6 separate regions of the Homo sapiens genome follow, and regions 2, 3, 4, 5 and 6 are each linked to region 1. A link is a contact called in ENCODE Hi-C or POLR2A ChIA-PET data. All regions are on one chromosome and are shown on one strand. The core of a region is the stretch at or near the end of the contact, and the rest is flanking DNA. Distances in the headings are between cores, read along the strand shown.

Region 1 (4,391 bases), core at 750-3,249:
GGCGTCAGCCAGGACTGTCCCAACCCCACAAAGAGCCCCTCCTCGCTGGCACCCTGTGGCACTTTAAAATCATAACAACCACAATGATTCGTGGACCCCATATTATGTTCCAGGGGCTCTTTTTTATCTCAATTAATTTTTGCAACAATCCTGTGAATGGGTATGATTATCCCTTCATTTTACAGATGGGAAAACTGAGGCTCAGAGGATTGAAGTCTTCTGCCCAAGTTCTACATCTGTGAGTGGTCAGAACAACAACTGCAAAGCCCAGTGCTCTGTGCCGGCCTCGGCGCATCTCAGACCACGGTGGCCTCAGGACCTTCTTCTGAAATATCTTTTCATCTCCTGACCCTCCCCTGCCGTCTGTTCTGGGCCCTTTGTGCAGCTGACCACGCAAAGAGCAGGAGAGCAGGACCCACAGACTTCCTTCTGGCTGGGCCAGGCCAATTGTCCCCACCTAATCCAGGGCAGGCTCCTTCTCAGTCACTTCCAAGGTCCCCCCTACAACCAGGAATCCCTGCGGTCTCTCACCTGAACCCTCGCGTTCTCTCCCACACCACAAGACTCAGCAGGTCCGCCCCTTGTCCCCCTGTGCTTTTCTAAAAGAAAGGAACTGCTGATAAGCGAGACCTGGGTGGGTGAAAGAACTCGCTCAGGGTCCCACAGAGCTCAGGCAGAGCCCAGACCTCCCGACCCGAGTCCAGGGCTATATCCAGGCCTGGCTCCACAGGACCACAGGGCCCCACATGCAAATAGGAATAATAAGCGCCAAAACACACAACCCATGCACAAAAACACTCAATAACAAATGCTGGCAAACGTGAAGTGCTATCAAAGTATATAATCATAAATCCAACTGTTACACCTTTCAACAAGAATCTGGGAGCAAGAAAAGTGTTCATGTGTGGATGTGCTTATTTCTCAAATACTATACATTCCTCAACTGCTTACTTTCATTAATAAGACCCAAATTACGGAACAAAGGATAAACAGTCAATCTCACAATCACTACCCCTAGACCACCATACCACAACACCCCCAATTAAAAAAACGGCTACAAGCTTTGATTTCCCAAAACACTTCTATCCTGTGGGAAACTGCCGGGTTCTAAAACATCTCCAAATTAATACTGCCAGTTGTCTTAGTTGGTTTCCTGCTTGCTGATCAAAAACAGGGTTGACATCTGCTTTCTCCAGCAACTACTGACCACACAAATTACCTACTCTAGCTCCACAGCACTTAAGTTACTCCCAAAACGTTACTTCTCATCCTGCATTTTCCTGGCCTTGCCCATAATAAAATTACGTGCAGGAGCAGCTGACGGAGCTCACTAGGCCTAGCACCTCCTAGGCTGCAAGAAAGGTGCAGAGGCCTCGCAGGGGAGAGCTGTAATATGAGAACCGGGATTCCAACCTGGGCTCAGCCTGCCCTGCCGCCCGGCAACTGTATGACCTTGGGCACAGAGGTCAACCTCCCTGAGCCTCAGTTTCCTCAACTGCAGCGCTGGAATCCTAACTCCGGGGGAAAGAAAGGCTCTCATCCCAGTCCCCGGCGCAAAGCTGGGGATGATCGCGCAGAGCCAGGACGCACCCGCGCTGGCCGGCTGGAGCTAGTCCCCGCGGTTCTGGGACTGCGCGGCAGCCCCCAGTGGCCCCTACGCCGCTCGAGATCAGCCAAGCCGGGCCCACACCGGGCCTCGCGGCGCGTCAGGAAAGCCAGGCCCGAGGGATGCTCGCGAGGCCCTCCCGGCCTCCGGGGCCTGTTTCCCCGCCTCCCTCCCCCGAACCACTTCCCGTAGAGGGCCCCGGGGACGTAGCCCGGCCGTCGGTCCTCGGGCCCCGGGGCCGAGCCCCCGCCTCGCCACGCGTCCTCAGCGCCCCGGCGCCGCGCCCCGCCCCGCCTAACCCGAGGCTGCGGCCCCTGCTCCACAGCGGGAGGCTGGAGGCGGCGGCTACTCACCGAGCGGCGCCGCGCGTGGCCGCCTTTGTATTGCAAACACCCAGCCCGCCGCCGGCTGTCAGCGCAGCTCGCCTTCGGGGGCGGGGCAGGGGCGGGGGCAGAGGGCAGGGGCGGGGCAAGCGGGGCGGTGCGAGGGGGACTCGGGACGCGCTGGTGGCCCGGCTGCTTTCAGGGCCTGCTGGCCGGCCCTGCCCGCTCACCCCTGGCCGCCTATCTTAGCGTTCCTGGGGGTGGGGCCCCTTAGGCCGCCTTTCTGATTTTCCTTTCCAGAGCCAAACTCGTGTGTTTCTTCAACACTCTGACTTGACCTATGCCGATGACTGGGGGAGTGAGGACGGAGGGGTGCAGAGAAAAGGCAGCCAGGTAAAAGTCCAGGTAAACCACCCAGGGCCTGGCCGCGATCACGTCGGTCCTATGGGTCCCGCTTATCACCAGTGGCGGGATCTGAGCCCGTCCTTGACTTTACTGACCCTCGCCCTTCGTTTCTTCCACCTTAAAGGCGCAATCGCGTTGACCTATCGCCATCTCTTCTTAGCTTCTCCACGCCGGGCCACCCCTGTCCTTCATCCTGATGGTGACAGCCTCCACTCCCGCCTCTGCCAAGCGGTGGTCCAGGTGCGGAACGGTGGCTCTGAACAGGAGGGACAGGCAGCTCCCTGCGCCTCTCCAGCCGGGAGGCAGGCAGCGGATAAACAATGAGCCACATAACGTCTGGTGGTGAAATGATTTCCATCAATGGGAGGGTGTCATATTTGAACTGAAACTCTAAATGACAAGAAACACCTATGACTACAAAGATGGGGAGGAGGCAGGGCTTTCTGGAGAGCAGAAATGGCAGGTGCAAAGGTCCTGGGGCCGGTGCTGTGGGCTGGAGGGAAGGCAGGGGCCAAATATTCAGGTCTTGTAGGCCAAGGCAAGGAGTTTAGGTATTATTTAAATGTTATTCCAAACCAATTCTTTTTGAGACAGGGTCCCACTCTGTCACCCAAGCTACAGTGCAGTGGCACAATCTCGGTTCACTGCAGCCTTCACCTTCTGGCCTCAGGCAATCCTCCTGCCTCAGCCTCTCAAGTAGCTGGGACCACAGGTGCATGCCACCACGCCCAGCTAATTTTTCAAACTATTTGTAGAGACCAGGTCTCCCTATGTTGCCCAGGCTGGTCTCAAACTGCTGGGCTCAAGCAGTCTTCCCACCTTGGCTTCCCAAAGTGCTGAGATTACAGGTGTGAACCACCACGCCTGGTCCAAAAAGAATTTTAAACCTGGGAATTATATGATCTAATTTACTTCTTTAAAAAGTCACCCCTCCACTCCATGGAAAATGGACTGCAGGAGTAGAAGCCAGCAGACAGGTGGCACTGCAGGAAACCGGGGGACATGATGGTGGCTCAGATTACAGGGGCTACTCAGCAAGAAGCGGAAGGACTTCAGAGAGATTTGGAGGCAAAACCCACAGGCTTACTGATGAATGGAACCGGTGGAGGTGTGTGATGCGATACTCAAAGGCAAGTCTCAGTGTGGAGATGGAACCGCTGCTCTGCTGAGATGCAGAGGGCCAGGGAGGAGGCCAGCTTAGAAACAGCATCGAATGCGGCAGCTTAGTGAATTGGATAAGCCAGCAAGCTTGAGATAGATGTTTGGGGACAGCTGCTTGGAGAGCTTTGTCCAGGGGCGCGGCTCCCGTCCATCTGGTCAAGTGTGGACACGCTCCCGCTGGGCTTGGGGCAGCTCCTATCTAGGCAGCCTGTCCCATGCTGACATTGCAGACGTGGGAGCTACACAAAGAGAATCTTGCAGTTTGTAGGTGAGCTACCTCCACAGGGGTTTTCTCAGAGACCAGAGTTTCAAGTGCATCACGGCTGCCCAAAACTGCTGAGGTTGCAAGGCCCCAGAAGGAAGCCCTCCTGCACCCTCCCCTCCCACCTCCAGGGAGGAGCTGGCCTGGGAAGAAGTCTACTCTATGTGGAAAGGCTTTCCAGGAAGCCAGTCCAACTTCAGGCCACTTAAGTTTATTTTTTGTGTAAAATAAGTCCATTATTCAAATGTGGAGATGGGAGGTCTGAAAATATAGGACAATTCAACTCAAAGCCCTCATTCTGAAAATGATGAGCTGGGGGGCCCAGCACGGCTAGGGTCAGCTCTGATGAGCAGGGTCTGGCTGGATTCAGAGCAAATTAGGTCCCGCTGCTGCCCAGCCTACCACCTCGGGGAAGGCCAAGGGTTGGGGGGAGCCTTTTGTATAAACAAGCAATGAGAAGAAAACACTCACTAGATCACAGTGCACTCCCAGGCGATAAACGAAACCGGACTTTCCAAAGCCCTGGCGCTTTTGATCAGGCACTGGCTGGAGTCCCCCTGGGAGGGCCCTTGGCTGTGCTATCAGCAACCAGGCCTGACTGAGCAGTGACTCAGCCAGGAGAGCTGAGGCGATC
Region 2 (4,391 bases), core at 1,194-3,693, 4.9 Mb before region 1:
GAGAAACTGAGACCAGTGGCTTTTCCAAGGCTGAGACAAGAACTCAGCTACCACAGCTCTCTGAAATCCAGACAAGTGACATCTGCTCCTTGAAGTTCTGGAGCAAGTGTTTGGAAGCAAACAGACCTGGGTTGGATGGAATCTTGGCCCTTTCCTTGGGCAAATTCCTTAAGCTTGCTAAGTTTTCCAGTTTGTGAACTAAAGTTAATAATGTTTGTGTCTCAGGAATATTGTGAGGAATATGTGAATTAAATATACATCCATCTTCCTTCTGGCCTGACCTTTGAATAAAATTTGTTTGTAAAGTTTTTGCTACGTCCTCTAGGTTCCTCTTTATTTGTTTCTCTGGGTGGGAAATGACGTGAAACTTGTCCTTTCTCTGACAACACATTCCTGAATTGTCCCTGAAAAAGCCCCACATAGTCAACCCCTCTAGACTTCTGTTTCTAGCTTTCGAGCTTTCAATTTATGCCTGAAGTGAACCTAGCCACATTATTTCCTAGATTGTAACAAGGATAATGATTCTCATCAGCATCAAGCACTGTACATGCACTATATGATCAATCTCCTTATCCTAAGTCTTTTTCTTATTTTTTAAACATGTATTTTTTTTCTGGAGTCTTGCAGTTTTAAATCCAGGTCCTTGAATACCTTCAGAATTAATAAATGGGGTCATAAGCTATTTTTTGACACATACACATTCGCTTATTTTTAAGTCCAAAATCCAAAAAGCTCTGAAAATGGGAAGTTTATTTCATCATGCATTTGAAAGCAAAAGCTGGCCCAGAGACTCTATAACTTTTATGTATTACACTCAAGATGAATGAGGTTTTCAGCAGAAAGATAAGTGTCCCAGACCCTGCTGGGCATGTATGTAATACATGGCTTATGCACTCTTTACCTTTCTAAAAGACATTTCTGAATTTGGAAGCACATCTGAGCAAAGAGTCTCAAAGAAGGTTTTGTGGATCTTGCAGAAAGCCTAAAAGAACTGACTGTGTCGGCAAAGTCCAGATGACACAAGTGAATATCCTACCTTTGGATATTAGAGGGTATGGTGACATGGCCCATCTCATGCTTATCAAAAGCATTAGTGGCCATTTTTATATTTTCTCAATTAACTGAATTAAATGACCATGCTTGGCACAAAAACAAAACAACAGCCAAAAAAAAAAAAACAACAAAAAACATCAAAAAACATGGGCTCTCAAATTTCACTGGGACAAAGTCATTTTAAAAAAAATTTCCTGAGAAGTAAAAATAAGCTGGGAATTTTTTATTGAGTGTGGCTTATAATTAAGTTTTGGTTTTGGCCTTGGAGGGGGATGGCAGAGGGAATTTTTAAATCTTACTCATCATTTTGCCCATGTGAGGAAGAGCCAGGGCTGAAAGAGTGAGCATGGGGAAGTGAAAAGCCTCAGCCGAGCGTGAGAACATTTTGGTTCTTATTTTGGGTCTGTTCTTTGGTTGTAAAGTGAGCTTGAGCTTGTCACTTCTCTTCCTTGGCCCCTAGGAACTGAGTTTCTAAGTAAATGACTTCTTCCTTTGTCTCTCTGAGAATTAAGACATGGAGGCTAGGACGTCAAAAGAGGAGGAGAGTGGGAAGCACTGAGCTGTCTGTCTGGCTGTACTGGTAACTTCTGCCAGCCCCAGGCTGACCTCTGGAGGGATGTAGAAAGTTTCCCTGTGCTCTCTGCTGGGTTCCCTCTCGGGTCTTCCTTTACTTCTTCCACAGCTCTAGTGTTTCTGTGCCTTTGGCTGGTTGCCTCAGATGTATTTTGGCCCTGGTGACTCGACTGCCATTCACGCCACTGACGCTCACGAGGTCTCACTGGCTGCTTGACCAAGCATGGCCATTGGCAGTGGCCCTAATGGCAACGGCCATTCCAGCAATTGCTCTGCATTTCTCTCCTGTTTTCTCTTTCTTTATGTCTTTGTCTTTTGAGTTTATTATTAATGCATCATAATTCTGACATTTTCCAGATCAAAAGATTAACATTTCTTTCAGAATCTGATGATGTTTAAAAATCAGCAGCTCCTCCTCTCTGAGGACCCACTGTGTCCTTCTGGAGGAGGGTCTCACCCACTCACAACCAGTGATAGCCATGTAGCTTCCACCACGGAGGAGTGACCTTAACTTCCAGGATCCTGAAGGCCTTTGGTTTGCATAGACTATTGGAGCCACTAGGGAGCTGTAAATATGGTTCACATCAGCGCACATGGAGAATAGGGTGCCTCTGGGGATGGCTGGCCCTTAGAAACTAGAGAGGCCTGGACTTGTGAGTGTATAAGTATGATGTGTGTGGTTTGAATGGATGTGTGTGGTTGGAATATATGTGTGTTTATGTGTGGCTTGTGAGTGGGTGTGTGGGTGTGGATATGTGGATGTGTATAGCTGTGTGTGTATAGGTATGTGTGAGTGTGGGTATGTGTGTGTGCAGTTTGTGAGTGGGTGTGTGGGGGTGAATATGTGGATGTGTACAGGTGTATGTGTAAGCGTGTACATGTGCATTGGGGGAATCCTTTTCATTCCAAGGAAGAGCTGCAGAGGGCAGGAATCTGCCAGGCACTCTCTGGACAAGGCTCTGCCCTGGCCTTTGTGTAGCTCACAGGTGGAACTGACTACTCAGATGCCCCTGCAAGCCAAGGGACCTTTTGTCTTTCAAGGACCGGTAACCACCAAGAAAGGCAATTCTGACATTAACTGGCAGAAAGCAACTGAATTACATTTCTTAGGGAGAAATATCCAATTCTGCTGCTTCAGAAACATAGAACCCTGTAAATCTTATGCTACACATTTTTAAAACACCCAAATCATTTGCATATGCGACTTTAGAAATAAAAATAAGTGAAAGAAAAACCCAATTCAGGTTTAAAAAAAAAAGACCAAGAATGCATTCAATTTTATGTAATAGTCAGTTGGGGAAAGTAGGAAAAAGATTATGAAAGAGAAAAGAAAGGGAGGGAGCAGGAGAAGCTGTGCTGCAGCTGTCTGAGCCCCTGCGTGATCAGGCCGTGCTCCAGTTGCCGCACATTTACAACTCCTTCAGGTTCAAGTTCTTTAGGGTCAAGCCCAAGCAGGGCTTAGCAGAGTTGAGACACTGGATGTGAGGGAGAACGAACAGAAGAGAATGTGAAATATTGTTGCAGTTTTGCTTACCAAACTGCGGAGGATCAGGAAGACCATGTGGGCAGTGGAGTGAGCACTGTCCAAGGAGTCCCCTGGGTATAAGCCTAGCTCTGCCACTGACCTTCTGCCTAACTTGTTGTAAGCCTCCTCCCCTCCCTGAGCCTCAGTTCCTCCATTTTTAACAAGTATGTTTGACTAGATGAAGTCTAAAGCCATTCCTGGGTTGGTGAGGCAAGCCCACACACTAGGCCCCACACCCCAAGCCCAGAGGCATTCTCAAGATGGAAGAGGAGATTGTTCAGCTCTGGCCTGCAATTACTGAAGCAAAGAGCCCTCTTCCCCATGGGTCTGAATTGGGGTTTCCTCTTTCATCACTTGGGGCGAGCGAGTGAGCTTGTACGGGTGTGGATGGAGTGCTAAGTGCATATCTCCTGTTTTTTCTCCCTTTAAAACATCTGTGTGTCAAGGCCTCGTCCCTCTTTCTCCCTTTCACACTACATGCTCAACCTGCTAGTAAGGTCATAGGTTGTGTAAATTTATCTGTTAAACCTCAGATTCAGGAAATAGATTGAGTAGCTCATAGAAACTAAAATAGCTACAGTGTGATCACTATTTGTGGTATATGAATGTGAGTTATTTTTTTCTAACCAGTGACTTATAGCTTGCCCAGTCCAGTCATGACCCTTAATTTTTCATAGTATTCCCAAATTTTTAATTATGTTAACAACAGTGAATTATGCTATTCAGTATACATTTAGCACCTATTAATTCTAACTATTTGGATAGTATTTTTGTATACATTTTTTCATCCCACAGACACCTTCTAAGGTGATATTTTCATTTCTTTTTTAAAGATAAAGACAATGAAGCTAAGAAGGTTTTTTTTAAAATTTGCTTTAAGACATAGGACTGAAAAGGGCTGAAAATGGGGCACCAGGATTTGGTTGAAGTCGGCCTGGCTCTAAAACTTCTACACGTTTCCATACCACACAGCTCGCACTGCTTCCAGGCCACAATTTTATTTTTTTTTAAAGAAAATAAAATCCTTTTTCCTGCCATGACTGGAGTCTCTTAAGCCTCAGAAAATATGATCATAGCTTGATTTCTTTGCCTTTTTCCAGAATGGAGTCCCATGGCACGCCCTACCTTAATGTAAATTTCATGCAAATAGTATATGGTATTTCTACTTAACAAACTTTGACCATGTATTCCCAAAGTGCCAGACAGTTTTCTGGATACTTCCAGATGTGTCATTCGATGG
Region 3 (4,391 bases), core at 865-3,364, 4.8 Mb after region 1:
CTTTTCTATAGTAATCAATTGAATATGGCCCTTGGGGCTTGACAGAATTTTTAAAGGCTTTCTCAAGTCTCAAAGAATGATTATATTTAACAGCAGACAGACCTCATTGTGGGCAAACATTTAATGCTCACTAAATAGCCATGCATTTTCCCAGATTTTCTGGCCCCCTCACAGTCAGGCCAGGGCATGTGACTCATTTTGTTCCATAGACTGTAGACATAAGCCTCACTTTTGAGCCAAGGCAATGAGAAAGACCTTCATGACACTGAACTTGCCCATCACCATCCCAGTGATAACAGAGCCACATATTGAGGTGGTGGGACCACCAAATGGAGTCAGCTGGATCTGTGGGTTGCCCACTGGTAGGATGATCCTCAGGAGAACATGAACCTGCATGTGTTAAGCTATTGAAATTTTAGGGTTTATTTGTTATGCCAGCATGGTCTTGCCTAAACTAACAACTAAAGCTAACACATTCACTGTAAACTGGTTTTGAGTAGCAGTAATTCACAGGTACTTGAGTCTTGAAGGAGAGCCCAAGTACAATACTAGGTAGGCAGAGTAAGTCATTCAGTCTTAGACATGAGAGCACAGTTGAGGCAGATAGCCAAGAGCTAGGAAAAGATGGGAACCTGGAAGAAATTCAGGTAGCAGATAGGTGCAAGGGGAACACAGTACACAATCCAGGTCTGTGTCCTGGGCAACAACTCAGGTGCCCACAGCTCATTCCTAGTGGATGCTGCCACATGGTAACACGTGAGGTTTAAAATAAAGAGCTATGGGGGAGAAACAGGACTTGCTATTCCACCTACTGAACAGGGCTCAGGTGATATATCGCAAGGTGGATGCTTGAATGCTTCATGAAGATTCCCTACAGAACCAAGGCAGTCATTATCCCGTGAGCTGGGACTGTTGGCTGTGGAAGGCTCACATCCCAGGAATCAATCTTGGCCAAAGGTAGCTGCCTCCTGCAAAACTCCTTCCAAAACCGCTTGCCTGGGACATAACATATGTCTCATTTCATATCTTTGTGTGAAAGTTTGGTCTATTGGGTTGTATTTCTGAGAATCGCTTGGCATACCTTGGGACAACACTGAAGGGCTCCCTAGCCCCAGAGTTCCCCAGCAAATGCATCCCAGCTCCCCTGTGTCCTCATTCTTCTACAGGAACCCTTCCTAAGCATCTCTTAACCACCAACCTCCATCTCAGAGTCTGTTTCCCAGGGAACCTGACCTGAGACAGTAAGATGGGGAAAGTGAGCTCCAGCAAGATTGCAGAAGAAGAGAATCATAAAACATTTTCCTGACAATAGATTGTCTGGCTTGGTAGGACCAGGAGGTTTATCTGTTATGGATAAAGGTGGCAGGTGGGCTTGAGCAGGAATGGACAGAATCTTGGATGCCACCTAAGAATGGAAAGTTCTGGGGGATAATGGGAATAAAAAATAAAAATAGGGGCTATAGAGACCCTTTCTGGATGGAAACATACTTAAAAGGCCCTTTAGAGGTCATTTTGTTTCATTGCTGTATGTTTCTAAGTATTTAACTTTTATTCTGCTATTATTTTAAATGCTCCTCACCTTAGATTATTCAATCTCCTTAAAATACATACAGTACTTAAAAACTCCTCTCTCTCTCTCTTTCTACACACACACACACACACACACACACACACACATCGCCACCACCATCAACAACAATAACAAACGCAAACACTCTCATCAAATCCCCACACCTTGACGGCCTGGAAAACTTCTCCTACTATTTTAAACTCCAGTGCACCACTGACACCTCTAGTAACATTTCTGTCACTCCCCTGGGTTAGCCAATCTTTCTGCTGAGCTGTGCTCACACCACTTTTGTTACTCTCTTATTATATTATCATATTTGTATGTTTGGCATTAGACATGAAAGAATGTAATAGTCCAATGAAAGAATGCAAATTCCTCTTTTTCCTTTCCCCATCTTGCATGTGTATGAAGAACTCTATCAGTCTGTCTTCTCCTTCCTTCTTCTCTCATTTCATATCTTCGTGTGAAAGTTTGGTCTATTGGGTTGTATTTCTGAGAACCTATTCTTATCAGAGGATCACAGGGCAAGACCACAAGCCACTTCCTCTAAAGAAGACATGCACTCACAGTTTCTAATCATCAAGAGGAGAGCAGGCTTCACAGATTGAAACAAGCAAATAACAACAACAAATAAAACCCAGAAACCCAGAAGCTGAGTCCCAGGCAGTTTGGAAGAAAGAAGGACAAAGCCCTCTGCCTGAGCTTGGCTCGGGCTTTGCTGCCAAAGTCAGTTTAGGTTTCATCAAGATCTAGCTATGCATTTCAGTTAGACTCCCTCAGCTCCAGTTTCCTTAGCAATGAAATGAAGGATGATTACACTTCTCTTCTATGGTTTCTCTGAGCATTTAAAATAAAAATTATGCAAAGCACTTAACACCATACTTGGCATGCCCACTTCAGGGCTCAAAACTTTTTAGCTGCTAAAATATGCGCTCTACCCTTAAGGACCATATAGTTTAAGTTAAGAGAAGAATTGTGTGTCCAGTGGTAGGAGGCAATGGCGCATTCCCCCAAGACCGAGAGTATTGTGATTCCATCAGTTGTAGAGCCACCCCCAGGGAGAATGTAAATCTTGGTCAATATTGTGAAATGGGACTATGAAGTCCAATGCCTTAACCCCTATTGAAATTGTATCTCCATCATTAGCCTTAGACAATCTGAATGTTATTTGTTATGGGATCATTTTGGTTAGGACGGGCTAATCTGTGTTACAGTAACAAGTAATCTCAAAATGTGAACTGTCCCATATATGCAGTTTGCTGTGACCGTATTTGTCTCTCCAATACTATCCTCCCAATAAGCACACAAGATCAAGGTTGCCTGTTTTTAGACTCAGCCATCTCAACATGAGGCCTCCTCTGTAATCACTGTGGACCCAAAAGCAAATGTTGTACAGCCTTGTACTAGCAGTTAAATGCACTCATAATTGGCCGGAATTAGTAGCTTTGCTTAACTGAAAGAGGGTGAGAAAGTATAATTTTCTCATGTTCACAGAAGGGGGTATGAATAACTATTCAAAGTCTTTACAACAGGGAGTAAAAATATTTCCTTCAAGGAACAGTGATTAAGGTTACCAGTTTTCAGTGAATAGCTAATGCCTGATATACCACTGAATAAATTAGGGATAGTCATGGTGGCACTGTGACTTGAATTTGAAAACAGGCATCTGATAAGACAAGTCAGATCTTCAGGGGTATTTCATTTGGGGAGTGTCATGTTTTATAAAACTTGAACACCTCTAAGAGGAGTATGTTCTCTAGCTCACCCTGGCTCCCACCACCCTGTGCTGTCTTATATCAAGTTGCTTCACACATGTCTGTATTTCTGATTTTTGAGGCCACTTGAAGGCCGACATTGGACCCCTCACAAAACAGAGCAGAGCATTTTTTTGTTTTGTTTTTTGTTTCCATAGGTTATTGGGGAACATGTGGTGTTTGGCTACATGAGTAAATTCTGTAGTGGTGATTTGTGAAACTTTGGCACCCATCACCCGAGCAGTATACACTGCACCCAATTTGTAGTCTTTTATCCCTCACCCACATCCCACCCTTTCCTACTGAGTCCCCAAGGCCCACTGTGTCATTCTTATGCCTTTGCATCCTGATAGCTTAGCTCCCACTTAAGTATGATAACATACAACCTTTGGTTTTCCATTCCTGAGTTACTTCACTTAGAATAATAGTCTCCAATCTCATTCAAGTTGCTGCAAATGCCGTTAATTCATTCTTTTTTTATGGATGAGTAGTCAGAACATTTTTAGAAGTTTATGTTCTACCGGATTTTTCAGACCTGAGCTCTGGCGAAGCGCTCATCTCAATATTCCCATTAAGATGTAGAATGAAAGACCACCAGAGTCCTCCATGTTTTGTGTGTGTGTGTGTGTGTTAAAACTTTGTTGCTACTTCTACCATCCTTCAACACTTATTTTACCTATTCGTTTACAAGACTGCCTTCTCCACTAAACTTTGAGCACCTTAGCGACAAAACAATCTTATGCTCATTTTTGTGTTTTTAGCACTTGCTATAAAAGCTGATACATCATAGGTGCATACTAAATGAGTAAGTTAACTAACGGGCAGCCGTCTTAAGCCTCCTGTTCTCTAAGGTGTTCTTCCCCAAAACCCAAATGTCCTCTCTTTTTGCTCATGACAATTATCAGGACTTCAAACTGTGCCATGAGTTTTTATCTATTTTGTCCTGCATTACCTCAGATTATGAAGGATGGCTTTCACATGATGTGAACTCATTGGTAACTGTTAGTAGTTACCAGAGGCCACCAAGAGCTGTTTGTATAATTAACTCAAGTCCTTACACTAATCTG
Region 4 (4,391 bases), core at 1-2,500, 3.4 Mb after region 1:
ACCTTTTGGTGCTACCATGCTATGCATTGAGGGTCCAGGATGTGTAAGGCACTAGCACAGCACCTGAGATATTTTTGAGTGGTGGGGCAGAGAATGTGGTACAAAAAGATGAATGAGGCTGGATGCAGTGGCTCACGCCTGTAATCACAGTGCTTTGGGAGGCTGAGTGGGGAGTATTGCTTGAGGCCAGGAGTTTGAGACAGCACTGAGGGTCCAGGATGTGTAAGGCACTAGTACAGCACCTGAGATATTTCTGAGTGGTGGGACAGAGAATATGGTACAAAAAGATGAATGAGACTGGATGCAGTGGCTCACGCCTGTAATCACAGTGCTTTGGGAGGCTGAGGGGGGAGGATCGCTTGAGGCCAGGAGTTTGAGACCAGCCTGGTCAACACAGCAAGATTCTGTTTCTTACATTAAAAACAGCAACAACAACAACAACAACAACAACAACAAACAACCACCCATGAACAAGATCTAAGGAGTGCAGGGAAGGCAGTGGGTGCCTCTCAGCACACAGTGAGGCTGGTGCGCTGAGAGGTTTCCCCTCATTGGGATTTCTTTGTTCTCTTTGCTATTCCTCCCATTCAAGCAACCCTTTCTCTGCTCTTCCCTAGGTAAGGGGTGTGAGAGCAGAAAGACAAGCAGTCCTCTTTCGGCTGCAGTGACCATTGGGGTGCTCTGCCCAGGTCTCCCCGCTAGCTGCAGTGACAGTTGATGATGGCCATGGCAGAGCCCGCACTGGATGCCCCCTCCTGCTGCAGGGAATGGCCTCTTTTCAGGTCATATCCCCCAGGTTCTGAAACTGACCGAGGAAGGAACGCAAAGGCTCGGCCCTCTTGCCTCAACTTGGGACAACTCTGATGGGCCGTCCCAGCTCGAGAGCGCCACTTAGGATTGGCTGGGGGTGGCTCCAAGTGTAGCCTCGTTGCAGCCAGCTTCAGCTTCTGCAGCATCCTGCCTTTCTCACTTCTTTACAGGAGAATCTCCCGAGAACACCCTCTGATCAGCACTCTGCATGCAATTTCCATCTCAGACTCTGTTTCTAGGAAGACTTTCAGGCAGCTGACACTGGACGTGGTTGTGAGTTGCAGGCCCTAATGAAAAATTGGAGAGGAAGCAGGTGGCCGGCTGATGAAATGATAACCAGAAGGCCTGTGGGCTTGGGTGGCTGAGGCTGAGGCTACTGAGTGTTGAAGAGAGAGAGGCAGAGGCGCAGGATGACTCATCACTGGTTTCAGGCAAACTGTGAAAGCCAGAGCACTTCCTTGGCAGCATTTAAGAAAACCCCGATGATCTGCAGCTGGAAGGCAGGTTGGCTGGAGGACCAGTCTGAACCCTGAGTAGGTTAAGTTCTCAGTCCTTCAGACACAGGGCTCTAATGGGAAAGAGGTGAGACCCTTACACTTAGGGTGGGAGCCCTGGACAGTTGGGAACCCTGAACACTTACATGCCCCTGAGTCCCCTGGGCCTGCAGAAATGGCCTATTTCTCATGTCATGTAGAAGATTGTAGACTGCTTGAACCTGGGAGGCGGAGCTTGCAGTGAGCCCAGATTGCACCATTGCACTCCAGCCTGGGCAACAGAGCGAGACTCGGTCAAAAAAAAAAAAAAAAAAAAGCAAGACTTTCCTTTTCTGAAGATCATACAGAGGTCTCAAATGAGGTAGGTATCATACAAGACAATGCTTGACCCATCAGGATCTACCCTCATCTTTCCTGTTGGCAAAACCAAAGAATAACAAGAACCAAATCTCAGCACAGCCCGACTGGGGATGAGCTGGGCTGGCTTGGCCAAAAGGGGATATCAGGTGAAGGAGCTGTGGGGTCGAGCTAATATGTTGCAGAGGACCTGGGAATATATTCATGGGATTGGATCAAAGAGTGTAGATATAAAATCGAATAAGGTTGAGTTTATTGAGAGGGAGCAATCTAGGTGGTACAGGATTAAGCATCTTGGTCAAGATCCCTGGAGAGAATGCTAAGACTCAACTCAGATGTTGCTTAAAAGCCTAGAGAAAGCAGTGACCCACACTCAGGCAGATGGTGGAGAGAGGGACCAAATGGCTCAGAGAAGTGGCCATGCTGGAGTGGACATGCTAGCATCCATGGTGCTGACTATCTTCACGAGATGGCCTGGAGGACTTCCCATGTACAAAGGAATGCACTGGTGAGAGTGGCCCCAAAGTCACTGAGCTCAGGAATGGCTGTGCTCTATGTGCCAGAGCTGATGACAGATGATGAAATCACAGAACTGGCTCCTGGTAGCAACGGGGATGACAGGATCCTGGGATTACAAAGGCCAGGTGGTATGCTCACCATTGGATGCAAGGCAGAGGCCATGATCACAATGAGAGGCAAGATCAGTGGGGCACCCAGGGGGTTCCTGCCCTGCAGAGAGCTCTCAATAGGCTCATTGTTTTAGGAAGGAGATAGATGGGCACCCAACAAGGGCAATGCTTAATTTCTACAAGAAAGCACGTGTGGATTACCAGGAGGTACAAAAGTCAGGATCTTTTGCCTAGTTTCTTGAATGGAGCTAATTCTCAGCCCCAGAATCTGTTGACTGAAGGAGGAGCAGAGCTCTTCCCAGGAAGGATGGTACCATATTACAGCAGGTGCATTCAGCAATAATTCCCCCACTTCTCTCCTAAAGGTATCTAGGACATTTATTTAGGCAAATGCACACTGGGGAAAGACGAATGCCTTAGCTTTTCAAGGACTATTAAGCTAACATTGATATTTGGAGACCCAAGATGCTACCATAGCCCTCCTATTAGACTGGAGACCAGGAAGGCAGGTAATAAATGGAATCTTTTTTCAAGCCTAGCTCACATTCTTCATTTCCCTGGTTCTCTAGTATAATAGGAGTGAATGGCAGGTTCATTGGCAGAACCTGCACGTTGGCTCCTTGGCCTAGAATAAAAGATGTTGTAGTGGGGTAGGCCTCTTCCCCTACGAGATCGTAAACCACAGATATGACCACATCTTGCGTTGATGGCAGGAATGTCAGACATGAGTGTTACCCTCAAAGACTTAAAGGATGCAGGGGCTGTGGCCCTTGCCATAGCCTCATTTAATTCACCATGGTGGCTGCCCCTCACACAGACCTGGTGGGCCATGATGGGGGACAGTAAATATCCATACAGCGAGTCAAGTCATATCTCCACCTGCAGTGGCTGTGCCAAGCATGGAACTTTTGCTAGACAAGATTAAACGGAGTCTTTGGCCTCTCTAAGGAAGCTATTGACTTGGTGAACTGTTGTTTTTCATCCTTGAACAAAGGAGGATCAGAAGCAGTTCACATTGACCTGGAACAAACAAAGAATACTTTTATGGTCCCATTCCTGGTCCATGTGAACTCTCTCACTTTGTTGCTTAAAAAAATTCTTATTTATGGTTTATTTTGCATATTTGTTTCTAAAACAGACTCCTCATATAATAAATAAAATCATAATATTTTGATAATGGTAGAGACTAAATCATACAGTTTGTTGATTTTATATTTTTAAGTGCATCTTTAGTTTTTAAATGAGGCAAATTTCAGTTGTCTCTGAGGAGCTTAGAATTATCCAGTTATTTTTTAAGCATGCTAACTTTTGTTGTTTTTTAGTCTGAAGTCACCTGCCCTATCTGGACATTCCATAGACTACCACTTTTACCCACGACTTCGATGTGGCATGCTCATTGGACCAGATAAGCAAGCAGTGGCAAGTGGATTGGAGGTCTTGGTAAGCCACATGCATAGCGAGGCTGGGAGGTCAGCCCTGTGAAGACTTAGAGGCCTTCCACATTGGTGGAGTTTTTAGGGACTTAACAGGAGAGTCCCTCCAAAGTAAAGAGAGATTGCACTTCATACCTCCTCCCATTAAAGAGGTAGCACAGTGCTGAGGTGCCTCTTTAGCTTCTGGAGGAAGCATAGTTGGCCCTCGTGAACACATTTTGAACCCATTTTCTGGGTGGTGTGGAAGGCTGTCATCTTTGATTGGGACCCAGAAAGAAAAGCATTCTCAGTAGGTCCAGGTGATGATGGTGAAAGTAACCTTGTCATTTGTGCCATACGACCTGGACAACTGTATGGTACTCTGTGGCATTTATGGTGTGGTGTGGCAGAACTTGACGGCACTGCATGCACGTATGATACATCACAGAGGTATGGAAGGGACATCATGTGGAGCTCATGGCAAGCCCTGGGATAATCACTGCACTCCTGGCATTCTGGAGAAAGGCCATGCCATCAGCACCAAAGAATACATCATTTGAGAAGTGGCTCCTGGTGTGCTTCTCAGCCCTGATAGAGATGAAGCATTTCATCATGCGAGGTTGAGTAACCACATGGCTGGGCTGGTTTCTGTCAGACTCAATTGCTTATACACTTGGGTGGGCCCAACA
Region 5 (4,391 bases), core at 964-3,463, 3.4 Mb before region 1:
TCAATACACATTTTATGAATGCAATTGTATCTGAATCAATAGTAATAAACACAAGCCAAACATAAAAGTCATTCTTTCAGGAAACAAACATTATATTTTATTTAATAGGCTGGGAGGTTGATGGGGATGGAGAACATATTTGACACTTTGGTCTGTGTCAGGCTTTCCTGGGTTGAGCCTGGAAATTACCTTGGTGCATATAGTTCAGGAAGGTTTGCCAAGGCAGCCATACTCGGGCTGTAGGAGCTGGGACACAGCCATGCTACACAATTTGTGGAATGCATGTTGTCTTTTGACACTGTGTGTGCATATGTGTTGGGGAGGGACCGTGGGTGGGCCCTGGGGGCCAGGCTGTGGAGTCACAACAATGTGACAAGGTGTATTAGTCAGGTTTCTCTAGAGGGACAGAACTAATGGGAGATATATATATATATATATATTTTTATATATAGGATAATATATATATATAGTATTAACTCACACAACCACAAGGTCCCACAAGGGGCTATCTGTGGTCTGAGGAGCAAGGAGAGCCCGTCCGAGTTCCAAAACTGAAGAACTTGAAGTCTGATGTTTGAGGGCAGGAAGCATTCAGCACAGGAGAAAGATGTAGGCTGGGAGGCTAGGCGAGTCTCCCTTTTCACATTTTTCTGCCTGCATATATTCTAGCCATGCTGGCAGCTGATTAGATGGTGCCCACTCAGATTAAGGGTAGGTCTACTTTTCCCAGCCCACTGACTCAAATGTTAATCTCTGTGGCAGCACCCTCACAGACACACCCAGGATCAATACTTTGTATCTTTCAATCCAATCAAGTTGACACTCATTATTAACCATCATACGAGGGGTGTGTGGAGGTTATGTAACCACCACTTGCAAACCTCCAAAGGGCTGCAGAGGGACACACGTGCTCTGTTTGGCTCTAAGGGCAGGACGAAGCCCGTGGGTGGAGAATTCATCCAGTCCATTCAGAGACCCATCTCACAGACATGCCCTTGTTTCTAAGTTGTTTGTGTTTGTTCTGAGTTTCATGTTCGACTGACTCTTCAGTGAAATCACAAGGGCCTCAGGATCAAAACTGCTCCGTCAACCAGTGTTGGATTTGCAGCGGCCCCTGCAACATGAAGGTGCTGAGGGTATGGGCTTCAGAGTCAGACAAACTCCAGGTGGATCTCAGCTCTGCAGACGCGGACTTGCTGCAGGACCACGGGCTCAATGAGCCTCTAATTCTTGTTTGTAAAAGAAGGATCGTAATCGATTTCACAGGGTTGTTTGTGAGCCTTAAGTGAGATAAAGAATTGTAGAAAGGGGCTGAGTACCTGGTCAAGCCCTGTAGGTGGCAAAAAGGGGTAAATGATAACAGTAGGCTTCCAGATCTTCTGATCTATTTGGGGTGACAAGACACGCTGAAAGCAGAAAATAACCAAGTACATATTTCAACGGGCTGATGAGTGAGTAGTCTAGAGAATACTGCACGGACCAGTTTGTTTCTTTTGCAGAGCTAGTGTTCCAAAATGACTTGTTGCAGGAGGTCAGGATGACTCTTTGGGCACCCTTTGCTCAACCTTTAATTATAAAAACTATTAGCAAAACGGAGGGATGTTTCTTTTAACGTTTCAACATCTTCCTTGCCCTCATCTGTACGCTAGATGTAGGTTCAAAAGTAAAGCAAAGGTGCTCTTAAGATATCTCTTGAGGGGATGTGTGTTTCTATCCATGGAATGTTCCTTATCTCCCCTCTCCATCATCCTCTGCAGAGATAGACAGAGAGCACTTGAGAGGAAGATGACAGGAAGACTTTACAGCCGGCACCGTGGAAATAGCCCCTTCGGGGAACAGGATGTGGCAGGGATAAACCTGTATTTGGAGTTTTTAGCAAGGCCCAGCAGGATGACTAATGCAGGAAGGTGCCAGTCAGGGAGCTGGCAGATGTCTCTTCAAAACAAGGGGAGCGTTCCCTCAAATATTTGCCTGTCAGCCTTGCGGAGGCGACCATTTTTAGCTCTTCAATAAATTGTCCCTTTGTGGCAGTAGCAGCTAAGCCTCCTGACGTCATCTGCAGGAACCTTATTTGGTTTTGTTGGGGAAGCATTTCAAGCTGAGAAATGCACATGCCTCCTCCCGGATGTGACATTCATCTGCTGAGCTCAGCCCACACACCTGTGCCTCTCAGCAAAGCCACATGTGCTGTTTCGGGCAGAGGTTGACAAACGTCAAGGCTGGCTGCTCTCAGTTGCTCTATTATCTCCTTCCTGCTGCTGTCTTCCGGTTCCCCTCATTTTTCGTGCATTTGCAACTGTTGACAGGCTGGGTTGCTGAGGGTGGTTACCTCTGACATGCACTCCTCCTGGCATTTTCTGAATATCATCGTTCTGAAGTGTGTGTCCCCCAACACGTGGGTGGAGATGAATGGGTATTCCATATTCAGTGATTGGAGGTAATGCTGGATTTATTCTCTGACATGAATTTTGTGATTGTAAATGTCACAGACTCACACTGTTTTTAAATATGTTTATGACTTCAGAGTCAATGGGAATCTGAATTTCAAGAGCTCATTATTTCTCTTTCCAGGAAGGGGAAAACAAAACCCGTACAGACATAATAACATCTGCTGAGTTTATTTGGTGCCTGACATCAGTGATGTTGGATTTGAACTGTTCTCTAGCATCCCCTGCCCCTTTTTTATTGGGGGAAAGGGTATGATCTGCTAAAGAAAGCACAGGTTTTGAGTTCTAGTCTCTCCACTTTGCCTGAGTGCATGAGTGGCCCCTACGGTAAAAACAAAAAACAAAACAAAACAAAACAAAATTGATTTTGCTGAAAATGAGCAATATGTTCACATTGTGCATCAAATATCTTGGTTTTGTATCAAAATGAGTCTAGCCTTTATAAACCAGCATGCTAACTCTTTCCTCAGCTTCAGTTTAGGGGTTAATTGTAATGTTTAAAAACAGAATGACATCGTCTCAGGCCTCTAGAATATGGAGTAAGAAACAGATCAAGAGAAAAGGGCTCTCCCCAGTCCAAGCTCTGCCATTCGCTGATGCTACATCCTGGATAAGACCACGAATCTGCCTGAGCCTCACTGTTGTCGTCTGTAAAACGGGTGCTGTGATTGCCAACTCACTGGGCAGTCCCCGGTACTAAATGAGCTAGTGTGTGTGTGAAATCACTGAACTCATAAGATTTGCTCATATACACATGTTGGGTTTAAACAGAGGAAATCTCACCATAGTCTAGGCCAATTCAAAATTGTAGAGCTCTGCAGAGGGAGCGGGAGAGGAAGGAAAAGAGTGAAGGAGGGAGGGAGAGAGAGGGGGAAAAAGAGAAGGGAAAAGGGGATGGGAGCGAGAGAGAGACAGAGACAGAGAGACACTGGATTTTTCCTAAAAAATCTCAAGAAAGATATTTCCTCCAAAAGAAATACTTTGCACAGAAATAAGACCATTTCAGATCACACAAGAATAATAGTGTACATTTATTGAACACTTACTAAATACTGTATCCTATACATTTTCTCTAAAGAAGAATCCCCTAGTTTTCTACATGGAATGGGGATAAGCCTGGCTTGCAGGTAAGTCTCAAAGAATTTCTGAAAAATGTATGTTCAACCTTATTATGAATGTATTATACCATTTAATGCTCAAAACAACCCTATTTAGTACAAGTATAATATTAAATGTATTTCACATACTTTTTCACTTCCTTTCTGGATTACTCATGACTACCTTTTAGGTCACAATCAAGGTTAAGGTAGAAGCATCTGCCCCAAGGACCCCATCTAGCATATCCACCAGGGTCATGTAGAATTCCTGCTGAATTCACCTTTGGATTGCTGCAGACATTTCTGCAATTAAAAAGTAATAGTTCTTCCTGTTTGAATAGCATTCCTTTATATTTACCAAATGCTTTCCTGTACAAAATTTTATATAACCCTGAACAAACCTCTGTGAAGCAGATATTAATCTCATTTGCAAATGAGAAGCATAAGAACTATGTGAGTTAAATGACTTGGTTAAGGTCACCAAGTGGTAACACTAGGATTTGAACCACAGTTATCCAATTTGATGTCCACTTTTCCTACAAACCACCCCAAATTTAGGGTTGTCAACCAACAACCCGTATATTATGCTCACAGACCCTGTGGGTCAGGAATTTGGAAAGGTCATGGTGGCAACTCTTTCTGCTCCATGTTGTCTGGAGCCTCTTCTGGGAAAACTGAAAGGGTGGGGTGACTTGACAACTGGAAGCTAGAATTATCTGAAAGCTTGTCACTCACTTGTCTCACGGTTGAGGCGGGCTATTCACTGGAACCTCAGTGAGGACTATTGGTCAGGGCACTTACACGTGGCCTCTCTATGTGGCTACTTGGGCTTCCTCACAACATGGTG
Region 6 (4,391 bases), core at 1,485-3,984, 3.1 Mb after region 1:
TGCTGGTGGGGGGATGAAGGAGAAGGGGATAAAGAAAACAATGTGTGTGTGTGTGTGTGGGGGGGGGGGCCGAGAGGGGGAGACAGGGAGAGAAAAGAGCTAGTGAATGCCAGAGATCTTAAAAACCACTCGGAATTCAGGTATTGACTTCAGACATGTTTTATTATAATCTTATACAGTCTACATAAATTTGAACTTGTATTTATTTGGGTTCAGTTATAACATAGCATAATAAAAATCAAAGCACTGGTCCTCTGAAATAAAGCAGGCAATCACCATTCAATAAACACACTTGATTTATTTTGTATAAAAGGGTTAAGTTTACAACTAAACTTTTATAAAAAGTTTAGCATGAATAAGTACATCATTACACTTTTGAATGCAGAAATAGACATCTCTGCCACTATACAAGAAAACTCTAATTAAAGAGTTCACAAGGTTTCACTCAAATAGATATATTTATATATAAATATATACACAGCATTCAGTAGGCTTGTGTCAAAAAGGTAATTTCTGACCAAAAGACTTCATTTAAGTGACTGAATACTGGATCCTTCTGGTATTCACGCTCCACCTTTGAAAAAAGGCAAAGTCTGCTTAGATTGGGCAATTCCTTGTGATTTTAACGTTTTCGCTCCCCATGGTGGGAATAGTATATAAAGAAAACCTTCCAACTGCAGAAAGGGCATTTAAAAGTCTTTTTCATAAATAACGAATATCACAGTCCAAGTAAGAGAACACCCTGGGAAGATGATCATTCTTAGTTTTCCTTCCATTTTTTTTTTCTTTTTAAAAAGGTCCATTCAACTTGTCCTCCTTGTGAAATGGTTGAAAAATAAGTTCAGCACTTAAAAGATTCCGTGAATTTGTTGTTGTTGTTGTTGTGCAAAGAATAAAAGAAATCATGAACACCTGCGAAAGAGTGGGGGAGAAAGGCATGTTTAAGAGAATGTAACCTAAGGGCAGAGGCGGGCGACTGGCGCCGGGAGGAAGCCACAGTTTGAACATTTAACCAAACACTCAAAGATTGGGCAAACCCTGGCGTCCAGATGCAACACACACACTCGCCTCGACAGCGCAAATTAAACATTAAAATAGCAGAGACTCAAGGGAAAAACTTCCCAACCCAATCTCCTATTTGGATCTCCAACAGCAGTGCTACAGGCGCCAGTCTGCTTCTCGTAACAATTATTTGATTGAAAACAGCCCTTTAGTTAACAGATAGGGAAGTCTGGGATCCCACATCACAGGGTTGAAGGCACAGGGTAGCAATCCTCAACTAGCCCAGAGAATCCCAGAGGACTATAGTTTTAGGGAAGGAGGATCACTATGGAATTTGTGGCGGTAAGATTAATTACAGTGGAGGTTAGTACCTCATAGTACCAGAGGACTCGTAGGAAGATCCAGGGCATTACATTTGCTACAAAGCCAATACACACGTTCCTCGGCCGCCTTCGTAGTAAGTTATTGGCATCATTTCCTTTTAAAGGAAAATGTTCTGTGATCTCGAGCACCCAAAGCTACAAGCTCCTTCATGTCTAGTGAGACAATGTAGTACGGGTAACACCGCGAAGTAAGCATGCATTTACCAAATCAGACATTTTATAGATACACAAGCAAAAACACATGCGCGCGCGCGCACACACACCGAGGGGCAGTTTACCCACGGGTGGCACAAGCAAACACTCACCGCTTATTCAGCCACACAGTGCTTTGCTGTCATTTGACATTAACTCAGAAGGGAATTCAGAAGCCTGGAAAGAAAGAGGATAAAGAGTACGAGGTTAAGACAATGTTAAGTAGAAAGGGTTTTTTTTTTTTTTTTTTTTTTTTTGTAGTCCACAGACCAGCAAGTTCCATTAAACACGTTTATGGTAACAATTCAGATTTAAAGACAGACGCATTAACATGTCAGAACTTACTAGCAATTTCACGCACAGCTCAATCTACAGCAGATTCTGAAGAAAATAAAGTTAAATAGCTCATACGAAAGTCACCGTCTGGGCTACGGATCTCCTAGTGACAGCCCAGACGACCGCGGGAGTGTGCGGCGGCGGGGCGGGGACCCCGGAGCAGGTCTTACCTGCAAGGACAGGATGCTGATATCCGTGTTGAGGGTGGTCAGCGGCGTCCTGGACGCCTGGTTCTGCCCGGGTCTCTGGTGATGCAGGCTGACAATAGTGGGATGCGAGTCCAGGGCGATCTGCAGGTCCAAGATGTAGTCGATGACGTGCTGCAGGATTTCCATCTTGCTCACCTTCTTGTTCTGGGGGATGCTGGGCACCAGCTCCTTGAGCTTGGAGTAGCAGTCGTTCATGTTGTATAGCAGGCTCATCGGGTCGTCCACAGGGGTTTTGCTCCGGGAGATGCCCAGGCTGTGGTCCGACAGGCTGTTTTTCCTAACGGACCTCACGGGACTGAAGGCTTTCATGCTGACCGCGAGGGAAGGCGAGACCGGGAGGGAGCTGGCTGCCCTGAAGCTCAGGCCGCCGCTGCCGCCTGCTGAGCTAGCTGCGCTTGGCACCGGGCTCGGCTCAGAATGAAGCCCGAGCCCGGCGGGGCGGCTTTTATCCGCACTCGCCGGGGCCACACGCTGGAGCTTCCCTTCGTCCCCATTGGCGGAAGGTGGCACGTCTATCAAGACGAGCGGGCGCTTCCATTGGTGGGCGCGGGCGCGGGGCGTGGGCTTGGTTCTTCCGCGTTCGCAGCCAATCCCCGCGGGGTGGGCGGGGCGCGAGCCCAGCTGGGGTGGTAAATAGAGTACAGTACAGTAAGTGCGGGGCTGGCGGGGGGCGGGGGGCGGGGAGCGGCGGGCGGGGGGCGGGGAGGAGGGAGGCGGGAGGAGGGAGAGGAGGAGGGAGGAGGAAGAGAAGGGAAGATGGGGGAGGGGAAGGGGGAGGGGAAGGGGGAGGGGAAGGAGGAGGGAGAAGGGGGCAGACCCTGGGCGCCTAAATATGCATTCTTAATTCTAATTCCAAGCGCGCGGCGGGACCCTTGCCCTGGGGGTGTTCCCAGACCAAGCCCTACACACCTTAGAGCTGTCGGCAGCTCTAAAATCACAGCTACACGGGCGAGTTCAGCACCGCAGGGGGGAAGCCACAGTTCACTGCAACCCATCGGAGGGAGAGCGTGAGGAAAGATAGAAAGCATTTCAGAAGAAAGTGAAAACGCAAATTAGGTTGTCACTGAAGAGTCACGTTTGTAGAGTGAGTTCGTCTCTTCAGATAAGGAAAAGTTATGTTAACACAAACAAACCACCCACGCACGCATTCGACGACAGGCTTAGTGTGGGCTTTTGCAACCCGGAGCAGCGCGGGAGGCATTACTGTAAACTCAAGAAAATGAGTACTTATTGCAAACCATGCCCAACCTCACCGGTCGCTAAGGAGCTCTCACAGGCAGGGCGCTTTCAGGGTTCCTTTTCAAGAAGGAGGCAGGGCTATTATAATGATCGTATTAATCGGAAATAATTAGGAGAATTTGCATATTGAAACTACATTTACATACACTGCCCTTGAAAGGCTGCCGGTCTGTGCCCTTCCGTGTAGGTGGCAAAGTAATGTGATTAATTATGCACTAATTGTGATTTCTGGTGTCACATTCCAACACCTAGAGGAGTTCCAAAGCTTTGTGACAGATAGGTGGCCCTAGCCATTGATAGACATCTTCACACTAAGGAAAAAAAAATATTCTGTCATATGAGGTTTGGAATCTTTTCAGCACTAGTACTGAATACGGGTTCAAGGTTTTTTTTTTTTTTTTTGGCTGAAAATCTTTTAAGAACTCGTTCTTTCAGTCTAAGTTTTAAAAAGTTTGCAGCTATTTACTTAAATACCTTAATTTTCACATAATTGTAGCTTATCTAGAATTCTGTTTTGACCACAGTGTGTCAGTTTCTTGTTTTTGAAAATATTTGCTCCAGAAAACAATGAACTAGAAAACTCCAGGAAAGGCAATATTCAAATCTTATTTACTTTCTGCCTCAATCTCTACCTCCTTTGCATTTCAGAAAGCGGAAGGGGCAGGCCTAGAAGCTGAAAGAAAAGCTCGATAATGGGGAAACAGTGTTTTTTCCTTCAATTAATGATTAATTTCTCAGCTGGTGGGGCCAGCAGTCTCTGACCGTCACGTGACAGCTATGCGCCCCATGACGCCTCTCCAGGGAGGCAGAGTGGGTGGCACTGAGGTGGAGCTCACCTTCCTGAAATTCAGCCCCCTCAGTTTGGAGGAAGGAGGTAAACTGTTTCCTGTCCAGCCAGAAGTTTGCGGAGGGCCTTCCCCAGGCCAGGCAATGCTGCCTGCGACTCTGTCCCTGACAGCGTTGGATGCACCGTATCTCTTCTGATATTAAGTCTGGAAGTGATTTACTATCCGAGTCCTCCCACAGTTCG

The links. Hi-C counts contacts between places; a loop is a spot of excess contacts on that map. ChIA-PET counts read pairs that join two places held with the same protein, here RNA polymerase II (POLR2A). Pooled maps may share reads with other maps.
Region 2: a loop to region 1 is called in a pooled map, with 6 times the contacts of the local background. The contact joins the enhancer-like site here to the promoter of LPIN1 in region 1. A Hi-C loop is called at or near these places in 7 of 37 single-sample maps with no recorded cell type and 7 of 50 pooled maps.
Region 3: a loop to region 1 is called in a pooled map, with 7 times the contacts of the local background. The contact joins the enhancer-like site here to the promoter of LPIN1 in region 1. A Hi-C loop is called at or near these places in 8 of 50 pooled maps.
Region 4: a loop to region 1 is called in a pooled map, with 2.6 times the contacts of the local background. The contact joins the enhancer-like site here to the promoter of LPIN1 in region 1. A Hi-C loop is called at or near these places in 4 of 37 single-sample maps with no recorded cell type and 6 of 50 pooled maps.
Region 5: a loop to region 1 is called in a map with no recorded cell type, with 13 times the contacts of the local background. The contact joins the enhancer-like site here to the promoter of LPIN1 in region 1. A Hi-C loop is called at or near these places in 1 of 168 maps with a recorded cell type or tissue (OCI-LY7), 2 of 37 single-sample maps with no recorded cell type and 9 of 50 pooled maps.
Region 6: a loop to region 1 is called in a pooled map, with 35 times the contacts of the local background. The contact joins the promoter of ID2-AS1 here to the promoter of LPIN1 in region 1. A Hi-C loop is called at or near these places in 2 of 37 single-sample maps with no recorded cell type and 9 of 50 pooled maps. POLR2A ChIA-PET finds 5 or more read pairs at or near these places in 1 of 52 experiments (activated B cell).

Annotation. Positions count from the first base shown.
Region 1 is chr2:11,744,240-11,748,630 of GRCh38, reverse strand. LPIN1 (lipin 1) reads right to left here and starts at 1,999. Exons shown (of 21, transcript NM_001349206.2): 1 at 1,960-1,999. LOC124907735 (a long non-coding RNA gene) reads left to right here and starts at 3,172. Exons shown (of 2, transcript XR_007086220.1): 1 at 3,172-4,391. RefSeq lists enhancers at 76-747, 3,259-3,832 and a silencer at 1,751-2,320.
Region 2 is chr2:16,654,268-16,658,658 of GRCh38, reverse strand. All of the region lies in intron 1 of CYRIA (CYFIP related Rac1 interactor A), which reads left to right. Among named protein-coding and RNA genes, the nearest start is that of CYRIA, 9.4 kb to the left of the region's middle. Within about 2 kb of position 2,443, at least 22 of the 41 ENCODE cell types and tissues checked have a DNase peak (open chromatin) inside an H3K27ac peak, as active enhancers do.
Region 3 is chr2:6,907,639-6,912,029 of GRCh38, reverse strand. No RefSeq gene overlaps it. Among named protein-coding and RNA genes, the nearest start is that of RNF144A, 7.6 kb to the left of the region's middle. RefSeq lists enhancers at 1,965-2,094, 2,225-2,274. Within about 2 kb of position 2,114, at least 5 of the 41 ENCODE cell types and tissues checked have a DNase peak (open chromatin) inside an H3K27ac peak, as active enhancers do.
Region 4 is chr2:8,299,015-8,303,405 of GRCh38, reverse strand. LINC00299 (long intergenic non-protein coding RNA 299) reads left to right here. Exons shown (of 9, transcript NR_034135.1): 3 at 3,613-3,730. Among named protein-coding and RNA genes, the nearest start is that of LINC00299, 27 kb to the left of the region's middle. RefSeq lists enhancers at 1,015-1,074, 2,180-2,736. Within about 2 kb of position 1,250, at least 17 of the 41 ENCODE cell types and tissues checked have a DNase peak (open chromatin) inside an H3K27ac peak, as active enhancers do.
Region 5 is chr2:15,140,098-15,144,488 of GRCh38, reverse strand. It overlaps a transcript of NBAS not described here. Among named protein-coding and RNA genes, the nearest start is that of NBAS, 420 kb to the left of the region's middle. RefSeq lists enhancers at 1,877-1,966, 2,357-2,426, 1,489-2,688 and a silencer at 1,710-2,004. Within about 2 kb of position 2,213, at least 6 of the 41 ENCODE cell types and tissues checked have a DNase peak (open chromatin) inside an H3K27ac peak, as active enhancers do; they include OCI-LY7, where a contact is called at or near this core.
Region 6 is chr2:8,680,206-8,684,596 of GRCh38, reverse strand. ID2-AS1 (ID2 antisense RNA 1) reads left to right here and starts at 2,734. Exons shown (of 4, transcript NR_110154.1): 1 at 2,734-2,770. ID2 (inhibitor of DNA binding 2) reads right to left here and starts at 2,541. Exons shown (of 3, transcript NM_002166.5): 1 at 2,084-2,541; 2 at 1,691-1,754; 3 at 136-912. The coding sequence starts at 2,431. The coding sequence ends at 1,698. RefSeq lists enhancers at 1-19, 2,302-2,351, 2,839-3,342.